Linked DNA regions of Homo sapiens: regions 2, 3, 4 and 5 are each linked to region 1. Evidence: chromatin contacts called from ENCODE Hi-C or POLR2A ChIA-PET data. All regions are on one chromosome and are shown on one strand. The core of a region is the stretch at or near the end of the contact, and the rest is flanking DNA. Distances in the headings are between cores, read along the strand shown. Region 1 has its middle 41 kb from the start of UBE2E2-DT. Region 2 overlaps UBE2E1 (ubiquitin conjugating enzyme E2 E1). Region 3 overlaps UBE2E1 (ubiquitin conjugating enzyme E2 E1). Region 4 has its middle 45 kb from the start of UBE2E1. Region 5 has its middle 93 kb from the start of UBE2E1.

The links. A loop is a pair of places that touch in the nucleus more often than their neighbours do. ChIA-PET counts read pairs that join two places held with the same protein, here RNA polymerase II (POLR2A). Pooled maps may share reads with other maps.
Region 2: a pooled map shows a loop between it and region 1 (2.8-fold over the local background). The contact joins two enhancer-like sites. A Hi-C loop is called at or near these places in 3 of 37 single-sample maps with no recorded cell type and 2 of 50 pooled maps.
Region 3: a map with no recorded cell type shows a loop between it and region 1 (12-fold over the local background). The contact joins two enhancer-like sites. A Hi-C loop is called at or near these places in 7 of 37 single-sample maps with no recorded cell type and 4 of 50 pooled maps.
Region 4: a map of GM12878 shows a loop between it and region 1 (6-fold over the local background). The contact joins two enhancer-like sites. A Hi-C loop is called at or near these places in 1 of 168 maps with a recorded cell type or tissue (GM12878), 18 of 37 single-sample maps with no recorded cell type and 5 of 50 pooled maps. POLR2A ChIA-PET finds 5 or more read pairs at or near these places in 2 of 52 experiments (BJ and WTC11).
Region 5: a map with no recorded cell type shows a loop between it and region 1 (2.0-fold over the local background). The contact joins two enhancer-like sites. A Hi-C loop is called at or near these places in 3 of 37 single-sample maps with no recorded cell type and 2 of 50 pooled maps.

The regions. Positions count from the first base shown.
Region 1 is chr3:23,160,991-23,163,672 of GRCh38, reverse strand. No RefSeq gene overlaps it. Among named protein-coding and RNA genes, the nearest start is that of UBE2E2-DT, 41 kb to the left of the region's middle. RefSeq lists enhancers at 1,335-1,484, 1,595-1,854. Within about 2 kb of position 1,297, at least 3 of the 41 ENCODE cell types and tissues checked have a DNase peak (open chromatin) inside an H3K27ac peak, as active enhancers do; they include GM12878, where a contact is called at or near this core.
Region 2 is chr3:23,856,172-23,858,853 of GRCh38, reverse strand. The region is part of intron 3 of UBE2E1 (ubiquitin conjugating enzyme E2 E1); the gene reads right to left. Among named protein-coding and RNA genes, the nearest start is that of UBE2E1-AS1, 51 kb to the right of the region's middle. RefSeq lists an enhancer at 1,237-1,366. Within about 2 kb of position 1,298, at least 5 of the 41 ENCODE cell types and tissues checked have a DNase peak (open chromatin) inside an H3K27ac peak, as active enhancers do.
Region 3 is chr3:23,828,301-23,830,982 of GRCh38, reverse strand. The region is part of intron 3 of UBE2E1 (ubiquitin conjugating enzyme E2 E1); the gene reads right to left. Among named protein-coding and RNA genes, the nearest start is that of UBE2E1-AS1, 23 kb to the right of the region's middle. RefSeq lists enhancers at 15-224, 1,144-1,573. Within about 2 kb of position 1,307, at least 2 of the 41 ENCODE cell types and tissues checked have a DNase peak (open chromatin) inside an H3K27ac peak, as active enhancers do.
Region 4 is chr3:23,759,877-23,762,558 of GRCh38, reverse strand. No RefSeq gene overlaps it. Among named protein-coding and RNA genes, the nearest start is that of UBE2E1, 45 kb to the left of the region's middle. RefSeq lists enhancers at 1,039-1,158, 1,259-1,308, 893-1,529, 1,530-2,166, 2,679-2,682. Within about 2 kb of position 1,363, at least 4 of the 41 ENCODE cell types and tissues checked have a DNase peak (open chromatin) inside an H3K27ac peak, as active enhancers do; they include GM12878, where a contact is called at or near this core.
Region 5 is chr3:23,711,639-23,714,320 of GRCh38, reverse strand. No RefSeq gene overlaps it. Among named protein-coding and RNA genes, the nearest start is that of UBE2E1, 93 kb to the left of the region's middle. Within about 2 kb of position 1,337, at least 7 of the 41 ENCODE cell types and tissues checked have a DNase peak (open chromatin) inside an H3K27ac peak, as active enhancers do.

The DNA.
Region 1 (2,682 bases), core at 48-2,547:
GATTGGATTCTATGGAAAGCAGACTCTGGGAAGAAGCGGGAGAGGGAACCAGGAGTGGGTACGATGAGATGTGAAGCTGCAGTGTGATCGCAGCAAAGTCCTCAGACAACCCATGGTGAGCTTTGAAGCATAAGTGGCCTTTCACAGCTATTCTGAACCTGGGCAGGATGGCTCACACCTGTGGGAGTTTTGGGAGACTGAGGTGGGAGGATCCCTGGAGGCCAGAAGTTTGAGGCCGGACTGGATGAGACCTCATCTCTACAAAAAAGTACAAAAAAGTTGGCTGGGTGTGGTGGCACTCACCTGTAGTCCAGCTATATGGGAAGCTGAGGCAGGATGATAGCTTGAACTTAGGAGCTGGAGGCTGTGATCTCACCACTGCACTACAGCCTGGGCAACAGAGCGAGACTCTGTCTTTAAAAAAAAAAAAAAAAGGCTGTCCAGTTCCTCTATACACACTCACAGCAACCAGTCACTGGATGGAGGCTCTTGCTGGGGAGGGACATGGTCTTGGGTGAGTAGCCCTGTGCTGCTGAGGGCAATTCCTGTGGAGGGCTGTTGTCAGGTGTGCTCCCAGTAGCTGTGGAACTAGATTGTTTAGTTCTGAAAGGGAAATCTGGGCTGCACACCACAGCATCCTCTAGAGACTCACATGACTCTGCCGTACTTGTAAAACAAGTGAGGCAACTCACTATGTCTATTGTCACATTAACTCCCCAGCCTCATATGTACTAGCCTGAGATTACACTTGTTGAAATCCAACCTGTCTTTTAAATATTATTTTGTCAAAATGGCATTATTGAAATACAGTTTACATACTGTACAGTTCACCCATTTACAGTGTATAATTCAGTGACTTTTAGTATATTCACAAATATGTGCAATCATCACCACAGTAAACTTTGGAACAGTTTCATCCCCTCAAAAGAAAACCCATACCCTGTAGGTCCCCCTTTCCCTTCAGCTCTAAGCAACCACAAATCTTTCTGTCTCTATTTCCCCATTCTGGACATTTCATATCAGAATCATATAGTAAGTGGTCTTTTGGGTCTGGCTTCTTTCATTTACCGTAATGTTTTCAAGGTCTATCCATGTTGTAGTGTTTATCAGCACTCCACTCCTTTTTATGGTCAGATAATATTTCGCTATGTGTCCGTACCACATTTGCTTATCTAAATTTGTCAGTCGACGGGTGGTTTGGACTATTTATACCTCTTGGCTATTGTGAATAACACTGCTTAACCTTTGTGTACAGGTGTTTGTATGCGCATTTGCTTTCATTTCTCTTGGGTATACACCTAGGAGTGGAATTGCTGAGTCATAAGATAAAGCTATGTTTAAATATGTGGGGAATTCCCAGATCTTTTTCCAGAGTTGCCGCTTCGAAAATGCCACTTTTCTATGAATTTGACAACTACCTGCCTGCCTCCTAAGTCCCCTCCTTTCATTGCAATTAAATGTTCTATTTCTATATTGCTTTAGCACTCTCTGTTACCCTTGTTTCATGCTCAGCCTTGTGATGTTGTTGCGGTGGACATCTGTTTTTTACATGCACCCATTCCCCTTCTTGAATGACATCCTCTTTTCTTAGTGAAAACATCCCTCCCATACTTTCAGTCTACTGGCCTGGCCAAGTAAGATGTTCTATCACTGTAGTCATGGAGAGTGAGTCGGGGGTGAGCATGTGACCCCAGTTAGGTTAAATTAGCGTCAGTTCTGGGACTTTTGTTGGAAAAAATGGGCAAGGACTCTATTTCCACACTAGTTCCTAAGCTGGTGATATGTATGCCTAGAACTATTGGTGACCTTCTTACCACCATAAGGTGAGAACTGCCTTGAGAGTGAAATTAATCAAAGAAAAGGAAAGCCCCAATATGGAATGAGACAGATTGCCTGTTGATTTTGTTTGACTCAGTCATACCTGACATCTACAACTAGAACATTCAGTTACCTCCAATAACTTCCCCACACATAAGTTCTTATGTAACTTCTGTCATTTGTAATGCTAAGAATCCCAGTCAATAGAGTGTTAATAGTGTATTCCTCCCTCCACTGGATTTGAAGCTTCTGAAGGTAGGGACCATGTCTTTCTCATTTGAGCGTGATGCTGGCACGTAGAAATTGCTAATAGACAGTTGCTGAGTAATTGAATGAATGAATGAATGAAGAATGAGTGTATATTTTGCTATGCTTGAAACCACATCCTATCATTTATGTCCAGCAATAGGGCTTTGCCTTCATTCAGAAAGAGACTGAGTTTTCCTGTGTGTGTGCATGCACATGTGTGTGCATGTGTGTGTATGTGTGTGTGTGTGTGTTTTCCTTTATGTTCAAGACTGAATTAAGCAATCTCACATGGGGAGTTGGGTACCTATCAAAGAACTTTAGTGCCTCTCTTTAAGGTCCTACTGTAGACCTCTCCTCACATGCTCTTGAGGAAAACTGAGCTACTTTTGTTTTCACAGAGCAATCAATGTAGCTTCATAAATAGGTTGTCTGTCACTTTATGTTGTTTATTTCTACATAATTGACTTTTGGGATATGGAAATGAAGATCTGGCTTTTTCATTACTTGAGAAAATGAATTTATTTTTTGATTCCAACTCTTTAAATATATACAACAAAATTATTTAAGAAATAAGTAGGTGTTTTCATAAGGAAGGTTATGTGGTAGAATAAATTC
Region 2 (2,682 bases), core at 49-2,548, 700 kb before region 1:
ACATGTAAGCAGATAGCATGCCAGCTTTCAAGCTCCCTTTCTTTTACTTGTGAGAAAGTGGGGAGGAGGGAGGACAAGTATTTAGGACAAGTTTCTCAAAAATGAATAGCTTCAGTGCTGCAGGTCAGTTGTTCTTACACACGAGTGGTAAGAATAAGAGAAAGCATTACATTTTTTTCATAAATTTTAATTTACTCAATATAAAGGTTTGTCTTCCATTGTCATAAAGTTCCTGGCCGGGCGCAGTGGGTCACTCCTGTAATCCTAGCACTTTGGGAGGCCAAGGTGGGTGGATCATCTGAGGTCAGGAGTTCAAGACCAGCCTGACCAACATGGCGAAATCCTGTCTCTACAAAAAATACAAAAATCAGCTGGGCGTGGTGGTGCATGCCTGTAATCCCAGCTACTCGGGAGGCTGAGGCAGGAGAATTGCTTGAACCCAGGAGGCAGAGGTTGCAGTGAGCCGAGATCATGCCATTGCACTCCAGCCTGGATGACAGAGCGAGACTCCATCTCAAAAAACAAATAATAAACTTCTTCATATTTTGTGATTAAAAAGTATCCTCCCTTTTATAAAATGCTGACGACAGTAAACAATGACTTTTTTTCAATGTCCTTGCAAAACAAAATAAAATTAGTAGCCCTATGTCTGCCCTCTGCATTGAAATCCAGAATTTACACTGTAGGTAACAGCTTCTATAGCCCCAAGTGGTATCTGCCATAGAGCCTTCGCAGGGAAAGCGCCTGAGGTTTAACTAGCTCAGTACCTCTCAACTGTCCTCAGGCTCCCAGCCTCTTAAGAAAGACTAGCTAAGGTCAGCCAGGCCAATATGGTGAAACCCCATCTCCAATAAAAATACAAAAATTAGCCAGGCACGGTGGCATGAACCTGGGTGACAGAGGTTGAACCTGGGTGACAGAGGTTGCAGTGAGCCGAGATCGCACCACTGCACTCCAGCCTGGGCAACGGAGCGAGACTCTGTCTCAAAACAAAACAAACAAAAAAGACTAGCTAAGGTCATTGCTACCATCTCATAGCCTACTGGCACCTCTGTCACTCAGACTCATTCCTGAGGAGCACACGCTGGGAACCATTTCCATAAGCACAGAAGGTTCATAAAGAGGCAGAGCACAACAGCTCTTGGAGTTGCCCACAGACAGCTTCCAAACCACAAGCAAGTCCTATCTCACCAGGCTGACACCACACCAATGAGACAAATCCTTCACAAGTGGCAGGAGAAGTGAAACTTCTGTATGTCAGACTATTTCCTAAATAAATTCAGTGTAACGTGACTCGACAGGCATACATCTCCAGTCTGACAGGCAACCCAAAAGTGTATGTTTTGGAAAATAACATCTTAAAAGTACTGAATGTGTTCTTTATAAGGACTTCTCAGTTGTCTTGGTATTCCTTGCTACCTCAACTTCAATTCTTCCCACATGAAAATTTCTATTTTCACTCCTCTCTTCTTTCATTTCACAAAAATGTGTGCTTCTTTCTAAGATAAACATGTGGTCTTTACCTAATTCCTCTTTTACTTTAACAGTGAATAGAACACTTGGTTACAAAAAGTTCAAACTTTCCTATGCAGAAAGAAAAAAAAAACCACCAGACTCTAAAACATACTCCTGAACACCTCTACCCCTCCAGGCTGCTGGGCCAGCTTTCTCCTGCCCTTCAGTGCCAATTTCCTGATGCTTCTCCTAAATACACACAGATCCCTCTACATGTGATTCAGTCCTACTTTACCTCAACATTCCACAGTAAACTAGTCTCAAAAGTCACCAAAGACCTGCCAGGCTCAAAATTAAATGGCATTTCTCATTCTCTCTCTTTTTTTTTTTTTTTTTTAAGAGACAGCCTAGCTCTGTCACCCAGGCCGAGTGCAGTGTTGTGATCACAGCGCACTGCAACCTCAAAATCCGGGACTTAAGTGATCCTCCTGCCTCAGCTTGCCAAACTGCTAGGATTATTGAGGTGATCGGCTGCACTCAACTCCATTTTTTTCATCAGCCTTTTTGTCAAGGACTGATGAGCCCTGCCTTCTGGAAACATTCTTGATAATCATGACATTAATTTTCTGATTCCCCTCTAACCTCTGAACTCCCCTCTCACTTTTCTAAAGCGCTTTCTTTTCCTGCTAATCTGTCAGGGCCCAGAAACAAATCAACAGGAGTTCCCATTGGAGTGGTATGAAAAGAGAGATGCATTTCAGGGAAGGGTTTAGATACGTGAGGTCCATAGTGGCTTTACTAAGCATTAATGGGTGATGAAAGGGAGAAAGCAAAGTCACAATCCGATACAAATCTAGAAGAAAATCTTAGTTTGTTGATTTAACAGTTGTTGGTCCTTGGCAATGTACCAGGAAAATAATGCCTTACTACAAAGCAATGACTTCCAAACCATACTCCAGATGGGGAGAGAAGGCTAATGTTTTAAACGTCTGTCTTCCCTGAAATCTGTTTTAAGAAAGGGTTAACACTGCTTTTTAAAGCTTTAAAAGTACACTTAACAGTATGATATAAGAAACCACAGCTGGGCTCATGCCTGTAATCCCAGCATTTTGGGAGGCCAAGGTGGGTGGATCACAAGGTCAGGAGTTTGAGACCAGCCTGGCCAATATGGTGAAACCCTGTCTCTACTAAAAATACAAAAAAAATTAGCAAGGCATGGTGGTACCT
Region 3 (2,682 bases), core at 58-2,557, 670 kb before region 1:
CACATAACCTTAATGTTGATTTCATAATCTGTAAAATGGGATTACATGACCACCAACAGGAATGGTTTAAGTTTTAAATGAGTTTCTAATGTTCAAAGTCCTTAGAACAAAACTTGACCCACAGTTAAGACCGCAACAGAAGTTAGCTATCACCACCACCTCCAAGGGGGATCTAAATTCTACGATATACTGATTTGCTGATGTTTCAATGAGACCACTCATCTGGCTTGACACATTCCCTACTGTACACATGATACACAGAGAGCATTGACAAGGCCACTCTTAAACAGGGACAGTTTCCACATCCAGGTGAATCAAGAAGAGTAATAAGGTAAGGAAGAGAGAAAAAGCAGTGGCTGGATTCTCCACAGCTCCAAGCATCACACTGTTCTCTCATAAGGAGCTTCTACACAACCAAAACCCCAAACCTGCCCCCACCCCAATATTGAGTCACACTGCTCTTCCTTTGATGCTGTTGGTTCTATAAGCCTGAAGATTTTTATGCATTTTTGGATCCAACAGATGACTTCAGCTTGCCAAAAACAAACAAAAACAAAAACAAAAAAATGAACCCACTCCCGACTGGTATAACTCTTAAAATCCTTTATTATTTGTGATTTTTATTTTTGTGTGTGATGGGGGTAGGGCAAGAGATGAAGGCTGCTGACCTTTGTGAACCCTAAATCTATTTATAATACATATTGACTAAGACTCCCTCTATCCACTCCATGCTCTTGTCAGGGGATATTATAAAGGGCTCAGAATAAATTAAACACCATCCTGAAAGGCTACTTAACTAGAAGCAAGCATGGCCCAGAGATCAAGCACATGCATGTAAGAATTAGAGGAGCCTAAAGAACCAGGAAGTAGTTAAAAAGAAAAAAGGAAAAATAATATATGCATGATTTTTCCAAAGATATTTTCTTGACAAAGTATCTTTTAAATTATTCTAGAACCAAAATTCCAGGTGTAGCTAGCTAGGTAATAAGAAGGAGTGGAGGGAAGGGGGAGGAAGGGAAACATGTGGCATACCCATATCCTGACAATGCCAGGGTTTCTCTACAGAAATTCCGAAATAGCAGCAAACTCCTCAAGAACCCAGGCCAACAGAGCCAATCAATCCATGCTTATCAACTCACAAATTTGCTGAAGGCTTTCTCCTTTTATCTGCTTCTCTTTCAGACATCTCTTATTTATAGAAAGTAGTGAGCTAAGCCTGAGGGGAAAACCAAAGTCCCCATTTCTAACCGCTCTTCTAGACCCCTTTCCTTTCTCAGTTCCTCTTTCCTTTCTCCTTCTCTTATTAGCTCGACCTCAACCTTTTCCTTGGACTCCCTAAATCTGTAAACTTTCCCACTTCAGCACTTTTCCAGGAGAGGGGCAGGTATGGGGGCTCAGGCTACTGGTAAACCCCGTGCTTTGGGAGGTTGAGGCAGAAGGACTGCTTGAGACCAGGAGTTTGAGACTAGCCCAGGCAACACAGCAAGACCCCACCTCTCCAAAAAAATTTAGAAAACAGCTGGGTCTGGGTGTGGTGATTCACACCTGTAATCCCAGCACTTTGGGAGGCTGAGGCAGGAGGATCATCTGAGCTTAGGAGTTCCAGACCAGCCTGGGCAACATAGTGAGATCCTGTCTCTATTAAAAAAAAAAAAAAAGCTGGACTTTGTGGAGTGCACCTGTTGTCCCAGCTACTTAGGAGGCTGAGGTGGGAGGATCGCTTGACCCCAGGAGTTCAAGGCTGCAGTGAGCTATGATCACACCATTGCATTCCAGCCTAGGCAACAAAGCGAGGCCCTCTCTTTTTTTTTTTTTTTTGAGGCCCTGTCTCAAAATAATAATAATAATAATCCTCCATCTTATCAAAAATAAGAACTTATTTTCAAGAATCAAAGAAAAAAATAAAAAATACAAGACGGAGAAACTGCCCCTTCTGCAACTGCCACCCCCCTCTAGCTACAGCTTGTCAGAACCACTGGAGGGCTTTTATTTTTCACCCCAAATTTGCTAATCTCTCCTTCCATCCACCCTGTCCACTGAAAGTAAACCCCTGTTACTTATTGATGGACATTTTCCCTCTTCCTTAGGTGTGCTGGGACAGGCACAAGCCTGGAAATCACCAGACTAGAGTGTGAGACAAATCTGAGGAAAACACTGAAATCACATAAGGTTTAGATGAAATTGAACTATGATAAAAATTATAAACAAATTTACATCTTAGGTCATTAACGAACCTTTATATAATGTCTTGTTCAGTAGCTATGTAACGTTTATTTTATATTGAAAGCATCTATCACACTTTTGTATCTCCAGATGATCTAATTCAGTGCTATGCACACACAGACACCCATAAATGCTCAGTTTGTAATTTGAGTCAAATAAAATTTTTCAAGTCTTCTGTTCTGATGGTGACTCTAATGTTTTATTGCAAAAGTAACTTCTATCTATATGCATCAACTCCAACGCCTTTACCAGCAACTGCTTCGATTAGCACTGGTAAATATCCAAATAATGATCCCATTTTCTCATAGATTTAAATACCTAACTTTTTAATCACTAAGTATACTGTGTATCTTCTCAAAAATTAAACCTATATTTAAAATGTTATATTACATTTACATACAATATAGAAATTGATCTTTTTACACAATGGAAGATTAAAACACTGTATTTATGATTTCA
Region 4 (2,682 bases), core at 114-2,613, 600 kb before region 1:
AGATTTGGAACGATCTCTTGACAAATCTGCTAGAGGATGCTAGAGGAGCTTTCATTTAAGGTGAAACTTCCGCTTTCTCATTGTATTGGTGAGAATTCTCTTGGTTGCCAGGGAGAGTCAACCTAACCCAGCCTGAGTAAAACAGAGAATTGGTTCGTATAACTAACCATAAGAAGACGAATCTGGTCAGACTCAACTGATTCCGAGGCTTCTTGCAATGCTATCTTCTTTTCTGCTCCCTCCACCTCTCCCGAGATTAGCAACTCCAAGAAAAGGATTGGCTTGGTATCAACAGTTCCAGCAATAATTCTGTAGTTATTCTCACTAAGTCAGGTGCCCATCCTTAAAATGGCTACAGGCTTGGGTCAGTGGTCCATTCCTGAAGATGAGAGTGGGGTCTGCTCCATCAAACCACAGGACTGAGATTGGGTAGGGCCTGACTCCACGAAAGAAAATTGTGTTTCAGCTTCAAAAGAAGAAGGGATGGATGCAAGATGCCATAGCTAGCCTATGTGGGACCCTTGTGAGTTGGAAACAGGCACCCCCTCCAGGCTGATGCAGACCTATGCCCCCACTTCTTGGGGAGCAGATGGCACCTTTGACCTGCCTTCCTCTGGGCAGAAGAAAACCCACACCTAGGACAGATAGTTGAGTGAGCAGAACTAAAGGTGGATATTGACTCAATTGACTCCTTGGCAGGACAACATTGTGCTGTGTGACAGACACCTGAACACTGTAAGTGGTGGCACTGGTGGGCAGGAAAACCAACATATGTCCTCCACATCCACCCCCAACCATTCTAAAATAGATGCCTTACCCCAAGTTTTCTTGCCTGACGTGCTTAAACTGTGGCTTATTCATTAGAACGTGCACATCAGCCATTTTACAACTAAATGTTTGCTCAAACTTGGGTGTGTGATGTTAACCCATAGAGGGAGCACTGGGATGGAAAAGTCCAGACCTGGGGCCCAGGAGGCCTGGGATTGATTGCAGCTCTGTGTTTACTATGAGGGCATACTTGCTGTAGTCCTGAGGCTTTTTTAGATATCAGCTTCCTCATTTGTAGGATAAGGGGACCCTTCCCAAAATCCTTCCTTCCTACTCAAGGTCCAGATTAGAAGGAGGCCTGTGGTTTGGGGGTCTTTCTTTTCTCCCAGTTTCCCACTGTTTGTGCCAACAAGTATAATTCTACCTCCAGCCCCCTTCCCCCAGCTGGTCTCCTCAGAAGAAGTTGGTGAAGTTGGTGGTTTTACCGCATTTAGTCGGTTTTACCGCATTTAGTTGGTGGTTTTACCGCATTCACAACAAGAAGTTGTGAAGTTGCTGGTTTTACCGCATTTAGTCACATTTGATCACCTCCAGCTCCCCCTTCAGCAGGTTGTAATTTCCCTCCCAAAAGACATTGGTGATACACAAACCCCCTTTTGCCTGTTAGGCAAATTAGCACCCACTCACCAACCTGGGCCCCTGCAGAAGCTGGCTGGGGACAAACACAATGCATTTGAAAGACCTGAAAATGCAAAGCTCAGCAGTGGCTGACTTCTGTCCCGTGAGGGTCAGGCCCTCTCAGCCTGAGCAGAGGGAGGGCCATTAAACAGGGGCATCTGCAGCAGAGGAAGGGACCCTGCCCTGTAAACCCAACGTTTCCTGCTGCAGGGGGCCCCTGCCAGTGCTGAGAATAGACTTACAGGGAAGAAGTATTCTTCATCATCTTATATGCGGGCACTTAACAGCCTCTTTGCATTTGCCAACCACAAATTCTAGCGCCAAGCACAGAACCCCACACATATCCTATCTCCTCTGTTAGTCTATCAGAACCAAATTTCCTTTTAGGTCATTGTGCCTGGCCCCCGCCACTTTGGCCTGCAATAGTGAGGGCAGAGTGACTAGGTTCATCTCTGCCAGAGCTGCTGGGGGAGGGCTTGGGGACCATGTAAAATGTTCTTTGGGGTGAGTTAGTCTGCTTCTATCTTACCACTCACAGTCAAATTGGTCTTCCAAGGCCTAGAGACTCTGAGTGGGGTTAATCAATGCCTATGGGTGCCACTGGGTGCCACTAGTGGAATATTTTGGGGTCCAAACAACCAGTCATACACATAAAAAAGACCTGTTAATAATTTCTGCTTTATCATTCAGTGTCTTTGGGAGTTCAGAGCATACACAGGGAAATATAATAATGCTGATGCCTATATTTATAGAATACCATTCTGTCCTCATAGCGCTTTTATAGCGTGGATAGTTTAGTAGTTAAATGCTTGAAGTAAATCTTGACTCCTCCAAAGACTAAGAAAACTTCAGTACATTACTTAACATCCTGGAGCCTCTGTTTGCTTCTCTGTAAAATGCAAGATAATAACAGCCTTTACCTTTACAAGTCTGGGGAGAGTTAATTGCAGTGGTCTATGTTAAGCTCTCAACACATGGTCAGACATAGAATGATGGTTCAATACATGTTAGTGACTACTTTTTTTTTTTTTTTTTTTTTTTTGAGACAAAGTTTTGCTCTTGTTGCCCAGGCTGGAGTGCAGTGGCGCAATCTCAGCTCTCCAAAACCTCCACCTCCTGGGTTCAAGCGATTCTCCTGCCTCAGCCTCCCTAGTATCTGGGATTACAGGCGCCCACCACCATGCCCAGCTAATTTTTGTATTTTTAATAAGGACAGGGTTTTGCTATGTTGGCCAG
Region 5 (2,682 bases), core at 88-2,587, 550 kb before region 1:
AAGGAGAGGTCTCAGCCCTTTGAAGAGGAGCTCAATTATAAGTAAATCTGTAAACTGTAAACCTCACTACAGCCCTATTTTCTGGATAAGGAAACAGTGGTTCAGAGAGATGATGTGACTTTTCAAAGGTCTCATATCTGGTTGATGGCAAAGTGCGGTGAGACCCTAGGCTTGCCTGGCTTTCCACAGTGGTCTTTTCCCAGTGTGAGAGATTATTTGGTTCCATTCTCTACCTCTCCTTGTATCCCACCCTTTACAGTTTTGTGTCCTGATTTTGCATTTGACCCTGTGACTTGGTTGGGCTAATGGAATGTTCGCTTGTGTGATGTCGCCAAAGGTTTGAAAAGTGCTTGTGCATTGGGTCTGCCTCTGCTGCACTACAGGTCTCGGAAGAGGAAGGGAGACACATAGAGCAGATATGCCCAAGCCCAACCAGCCCATATTACCAGCCGACTTCCAGCCAACCCACAAATCCCCAAGAATAAGTAATTATTGTTTTAAGGCAGTGAATTTTGGGGTGGTTGGTTACACAGCATTTTTGTGGAAATAGCTGATATACCATGTCATAGAAACTCCTGCCATCAAGATAAATTAACAGATGACTGATGATGGGGAGTAATAAAAAGGTCCAGCATCTGCCTGGCTGGAATTGCTAGATTTAGTAAATAAAAATACAGAACCCAGATCAATTTACATTTTAGATAAACATCAACTGATTTCTTAGCATAAGTATGTCTCATGTAATCTTTGGGAAGTACTTCAAAAATTATTGTTTCTTTGCATGACACATTTCACTGGGCATACTGTTTTTTATCTGGCAACCTCATTCTGACAGATTTGTAAGAGTCAAACTACACAGAAAGCACCTGTGCATAAAAGTGGGCCTGGGCTAGAAAAGATGAGATATTAAAACAAGTCATTTTCTCTGCTCTGCACTAGGCAGTAAATGTATTTATAGGGCAGGCTTAATTTAGGTCTCTCAGGTAGCTTCTTATAGAGGGACTGAGTCAGAGAAAACCTGCCTGAAACATAAGAATGGGCCGGTGACTGGGAGAAGTTCCTTTCAGCTTTATTATTCAACCACACTAAAATCAGGGATCCATCAGGGAGGCTCTGACTTGCCTGCTTTCAGCAGCCTGTGGCTCTATAGAGAGCATCCTTCTAAACAATCTGAAACCTACATCCCTTTAGCTTGGATCCAAGAAGTGTTTCCCCAGGCTATTGCGCCATCTGTCTCCCAGGTGCCTGCAAGGGAAATGTTCTGTGGGGGTTGGGGAGAGAAGGGCTGCAGCCCTGGGCTCTGGAAGCGACTAAGAACTGTTTGTCAAGAGGTCAGTCCTGCTCGCCAGTGGCCAGTGAAACCAAGAGGCTGGATGAAACCTGAGTAAACCAAACACTGCAAGAGGTCAGAATGCTCAAACAGCCACGATGTGGGAACTCAGTTTATCCTCTGCCTCATCCCTCTCTTTAACAGTTTCCGGCAAGCCACTGTTTCTGGCTTTGCACAGCCTAATTGGCCATTTTCATGAGTAGTCGCCAACACAATCCAGGAGGAAATTCCACGCTGTCAGCCAGCAGCACAGATTGTTGCAGGAAAAATGACATAACTCATCCTCTGGGCAAACTTGCAAATGATTACAAATTTCCCCATCTCTCCTCGACTCACACAGCTGGCTGGAGAAGGGTGTAAATTTTTCCATGGAGATAGGAGACTTTTCCTCCGTGTAATTTCTTGTGATCAAACAAATCTCTATGGCTATTAATTTGCTTTCATTTCTGGTTTCATTCCCCCTGACATTCAAATAGAACCTATGTAGACTCTGCTCGTGGACACTTCCCGGGACTCGGATACCAAGCGAGACTCCTATGATGGCCTTGGTACAATGTTAGGTTCCCAAAAGGGACGATGGCCAGCTAAAATTCTGCACCTCTAGATAAATGACACCATGAAAACCAAACAGGCACAATGTGGTCATTGGTGCAGATCAGCTTTGGCATAAACCACAGCTCGCTCATCTGAGGACCAAGGTTGACTAATTCTGCCCCTGACAGTACTCTGTTTTCTCCTGACCCAGGCTCTCACTCAGATGTTGCTTGTAGATTTCATAGACTCTTCCACTTGGATTCAACTGAGTGAATAATTATTGAGCCCCATACCATGCTCATCTTACCGAGTGAGGCTCCAGGGGAATACAATAATTAATAATGCACTGGATCTAGCTTCAGGAAGCTTGCTGTTTAGAAGGAAAGGAGATCTACAAATCGCTATTATGTGAGAAGAGACCGATAAAGGACTAGCATGGAAGTAGCGGCAGTTGGAGGAGGGATTTGGAGAGATGCTGCTTGGCAGCAGAGGCCTGGGGATGTCTCATGGAGGAGGCAACGTTTGAGCTGGACCATACAGGGCTTCAGTGATGGCCCCTGGGAGGCCAGGAAAATGTAGGCACCAGGACAAGCAAAGTTGTAGAGTGAGAATCACCCCAAAGAATAGGGCTTGTAGGGAGAGAGAAGTCAGGTTTTAGTGTGAGACGAGAAGCTGAGCCTCCACTTCCTTGGAGGAGAAATCAGACTTTGTGTTCCTAACAAAGTCCCAAGATGCTGAGGGATCTTCCTCCTATAGTGCACAGTTCAATGCTTGCATCTTCCCCTCTCCTTTACAAGGCCAGATTCTAAAATATTTTA